Regions from separate parts of the Mus musculus genome. Here region 2 is linked to region 1. Evidence: chromatin loops called from intact Hi-C (ENCODE). Cell type or tissue: heart. All regions are shown on one strand.

Region 1 (2,500 bases):
CCCCTGATCACAGCAGCTAAAAAGAGCAGGTATTAATCAGCTTGTGTCTGCGGCTCTTGGGGGGACAGAGGTGGTAGATAGAAACTGGAAATTATAAAGAGAACAAAGGGAGCATTAGTCAGATAGGTAGGAATAAGTAAACATCATAAATTAGGTTAATAGCAGGACTCTGCATCTTCCTTCCCTCCCTACACCTCCCCGCTCCCCCCCAAAAAAAACCTTAAACTGAAAATAGAAATTCTGTGTGTGAAGCCACATACATTCACTTGAACATAATCATTCTAAAATCATTCTGCAAAGCTGTTATATGAAGTCTAGGCTAAGCTCTAAATAAAGTCTTTAAATTTTCAACCCATTTACCTCTTGGTCTAATCCATCTGAATGGGTTCTATTCATCTGGAAGTCAGTGCGTGACAATAGACAGAAGACCAGGTAGATATGTGGGTGACAAAGGATGCAGCCTACCTCTTGGCAAGCTGCCTTCAAACAAACCTCTTGCCTCAGTGTGCTTCAGTAGCCTCACTGTTAAGGAAAAGTATTTAAATGAGTTAAAAATCATACTAGTAAGTCAGAAACTATATGTATCTCTCTTATAATAGTAGATATAATTTCTCCACTGATGATTATATGTTCTTGGGCTGCATAGGAAAAGGCAAAAGATGCCAGTACTGTGAAGTTAATACTACTAGGTCTGGCAGAAACATGATCTAATAACAGAAATTGGCAAACTACAGTCAGCAATCCATATCAGCCTACCAACCACTTTATAAATAGTTACTGGAATGCTGCCATGCGCGTTTGTTTACGTATTGTCTGGGACTCATTTGGGGTTACAGAGGCAGACTTAAATAGTTGTGAAAGAGGCCATATGGCCTACAAACCCTAGAATATTTACTGCCTCTCCAAGTACAGAAAATGTTTCCTGTCCCCATGTAATAAAATAAAATTATATAGAACAAGGGATAAGTTCTAAATCAAATAAAAATTCACAGCATGGTTTAACTGATCAGTGTTTTCACAGATGCATATTGTTTGTTATAAATAAAAAGATAGCTCTCTAGTCAAATAGTTCATTATACAATTCTTCCAGTTGATTGTATTTTCTGTAGCCATAAGTAATCTGATATTGCTTCTAATGATAATGTAAATCAGGATAGGCAATGTGCTGTAATAATAAACAAACTCATATATATAGAGAGATAGACAGATAGATAGATATATCATACACATATATGTGTGTGTATGTATGTGCATAAGTATGTATGTGTGTGTATATATATGTGTATGTATGTAGGCATGTTTTACTGGGAGAAATCAGGCACAGTCTGGAAATGTGGCCCAGGCTGTTGTTGACCATGTAGTCCTCCTATAAGTATAGGAATCTAGGCATAAGAATCATAGGGGCTGGAGAGGTGGCTAAGCAGTTAAGAGCACTGACTGCTCTTGCAAAGGTCCTGAGTTCAATTTCCAGCAACCACAAGGTGGCTCACAACCATCTGTAATGGGGATCCATTTCCCTCATCTGGTGTGTCTGAAGACAACAACAGTATACCCACATACATGAAATAAATAAATAAAGCTTTTTTAAAAAAAATCATAAATGCACACTTAGGTCAGTTTCTCAAATTTTAATGAGTTGCAACAACAGAGCTTTTTTGTCACATCTAGTGAGTCATTCTGAGCCTTCTCTTTGCCTCCTCTTTGGGAACCAAGCTAGTCAAGACTATTTCAATGGAGAATCAAGCATCACATGAAGAGAAAAACAATCTAGCAAGACACACTGATTTTCAAAGCTTCCAGTCAGAGAAACACATCAGCTCCAAACATCTCATTACTCGAAGCAAGTCACACAGTCCTGTCCAAGTTTAAAGTGAGTGAGGTGATTCTACCACATGTCCAAAGGGAGGAGAGCCAGAGTATCTGAGACAGGCTCATATGACAGTTCCTGTCACCCTGCCAAAAACAATGAGATGTAGCTAAATGCTTCTACTTGCAAAGGCTATGCACCAAATATGGTACCCTACGCAAAGTACAACACCATAATTCCAACTGCAATTCACTAACCTCCAGACTCTCTGGCTCCACATCCATTGAGCACTGGCAAAACTGCTCAACTCTGCCAGCAAGGCTTGGAATGAAGAGTTCTTCAACAGTATGGAGAAGAACTCCTTCAACTAAGTTGCTACTTCTCACTTCCCGAATTCTTGAACACCTCCAAATTCCATCTATTTAATATTCAAAATAACTGCTTGGTCCCTTGCAAAACTGAAAAATAGTAGCTGAAGGTTGGCTATGGTTTTTTTTTAATTAATGTCTATATAAATTTATTTGCCACATTGAACAAAATGTACTTTTCTAAAAAATCATTTTTAAATGCATTGAAATCATGGTCTATTTTAGTTTCAAAAATTACTTTCTTGCATTTTTTTTAAAAAGCAAACAATCAAAATAGAACTCACAAATGATGTGCCATACTCTTTTCATTTAAAAACCTATTAAA
Region 2 (2,500 bases), 97 kb before region 1:
TGCCTGCCCTGCCCTGCCTGCCCTGCCCTGCCTGCCCTGCCCTGCCTGCCCTGCCCTGCCTGCCCTGCCCTGCCTGCCCTGCCTGCCCTGCCCTGCCCTGCCTGCCCTGCCCTGCCCTGCCTGCCTGCCTGCCCTGCCCTGCCTGCCCTGCCTGCCTGCCTGCCTGCCTGCCTGCCTGCCTGCCTGCCTGCCTGCCTGCCCTGCCTGCCCTGCCTGCCTGCCTGCCTGCCTGCCCTGCCTGCCTGCCTGCCTGCCTGCCTGCCTGCCTGCCTGCCTGCCTGCCCTGCCTGGCTGTCTGCCCTGCCTGCATGCCTGCCTGCCTGCATGCCTGCCTGCCTGCATGCCTGCCTGCCTGCCTGCCCTGCCTGCCTGCCTGCATGCCTGCCTGCCTACCTGCCTGAGGCCACGTTCCCTGCCATGATGACAGTAGATTCACTCTCTGAAACTGGAAGCAAGCCCCTAATTAAATGCCGTCTTTCATAAATTGCTTTGGTCACGGTGTCCCTTCAGAACAATATAAAGGAGGTTAAGACTGAGGTAGACTTGCTGGATTCACACTGAAGCCACAAAAAGAGCCCTACTGGTTAAGACCACAGCATCTCTTCCCCCATGGTGAAATGTAGGGATTCCTAGACACCCACAGGAGCCCCCTGTATTCACGGGCTGTCAGGCAGGGATCAAGCCTGTCACTGAGAACACAAGTGTAGCCAATTGTGTTTTAGTGGCTAAATGGTTCATGTTACCTTATGATACTAAAAGATGACAGAACATTCTACCCTATATTATGCCAATTTGACAGTAGAATTCATTTATGAACACACACACCGGAGTGCACACATGCACACACACACATGCACTCACATGTGCTCACACAGGGAAGGAAACAGGAAGAAGGAGGGAGGGAGCAATTGCAGGCATAGGGAGAGAGCAAGATCACAGCACAGGAACAGAAGGAGCACCTTGACATGACTCTTCTTTTCTTTCTTTCTTTCTTTCTTTCTTTCTTTCTTTCTTTCTTTCTTCCTTCCTTCCTTCCTTCCTTCCTTCCTTTCTCCCTCCCTCCCTCCCTCTCTCTCTCTCTCTCTCTCTCTCTCTCTCTTTCTTTCTTTCTTTCTTTTTTAACTTGAGAACAAGAGGTTAAGTCTACCCAGAGGACAGTGGCATTCAGGAAGGGGAAATGGAGATGGGGACCTGGAGAATTCTGAGCAAACAGATCTTGTTGAAATTGCCTTTAGCTGGCTTTGTCCTTCCCACAGAGACTTCTTTTGCCATGCTCTTTGTTAGGCTCAGGCTAAAGCATTGAGATTTTGTCACTTTGTTGAGCCTTCACGTCCTCATGATGGCTCCAATATCCCATGTCACATAGAACTTACACTAAATAAATTTGTCTACTTTTATTCTGCTAATATGTTTAATGTCAGTTTAACTCTCAGGCCCAGCTGAAATTCCCTAGGAAATTAATGACAAAATCTTGCCTGTGCCATAGCTACATGCTTAGAAAGTCCCCATATCCTAATTTGTTACGACCTCCTATCAAGTTTTCTTAACAATCATGTCTTACATCTCATGTCATTATTATTTCTTATTCTAGTCATTATTTCAAATATTATTTCATTTTTCCCTTAATTTTGTTTTCTTTTATTGACTCTGGGTATGTCAAGCAGAAAACAGAAGCACATCAGATAGTGACTGTGGTTTTTAATCTATTCACGATAAAGAACATCTTTTCCTTTAATCAACACATATTTTTATGAAATACAGGAAACTCTAATTTCTCAAAAATAAAGTTCAATGTGTGTAAAATACAAAATATCATCATTAGATTTAACAACCATAATATTACTTCAGACTTGTTTTAAGTAGTTAAAAATTCTTCAGTTTGTAAACCAGTGCCTTTTCTAGAATTTGATCTATATCTTGGCTATATTTCTCTATAGCTGACCCTTTCCCAGAAATTCTCCCTCTCCTGAAAACTGGGTCTGATTTTTTTTATAATATATTTTGCAAGGTATCTGTAGTTACTTCACACAACACACACACACACATGCACGCATGCACACACACACACACACACACACACCACAAGTTCATGCACATGCAAAAACATGCAATCTCACACACACTAACTAGTTACCTTAAATATATTTTACATTAAAACACGAGTACTCCACAGGACTGTCCCATATCCAGCGTCTACGGATTACAAGGTGTGCGTGGAGGTTATCAGCCACTAAGGACCAATGTGTCCGCATGTTTGCTTGATGCTTCCTTGCTCTGCTGAATCAGTCACATAAATATAAATCATCAAATCTAGTTTTCAAGGGCCTCACGAACGGACATTTTTTCCATGATCTTAATCATGAGCTTACCATTTGAAGTTTCTCAAAGTCTCCCAAGAATCTCCTATCCTCTCTGTCTCATCTTCTAAGAAGCAGACCAGTGTGCCATTGTAGTAAATTACAGCTCATTCTCTGCTTATTCTGTCTGTAAATGTGTTGCC

What was found. A loop is a pair of places that touch in the nucleus more often than their neighbours do. Peaks named below come from ENCODE experiments on the same cell type or tissue, not always from the same donor. Only the 100,000 strongest peaks of a DNase experiment are listed, where the experiment ranks them.
Region 2: it touches region 1 in a loop (2.7-fold over the local background); 2 of 42 quality-filtered maps call a loop at or near these places.

What each region holds. Positions count from the first base shown.
Region 1 is chr15:13,283,861-13,286,360 of GRCm38, reverse strand. No RefSeq gene overlaps it. Among named protein-coding and RNA genes, the nearest start is that of Gm46517, 2.2 kb to the left of the region's middle. In heart, a CTCF peak has its summit at 1,490 (motif pointing right); no DNase peak of the experiment used is centred here.
Region 2 is chr15:13,381,268-13,383,767 of GRCm38, reverse strand. No RefSeq gene overlaps it. Among named protein-coding and RNA genes, the nearest start is that of Gm46517, 95 kb to the right of the region's middle. In heart, no CTCF peak of the experiment used is centred here; no DNase peak of the experiment used is centred here; H3K27ac peaks cover 249 bases.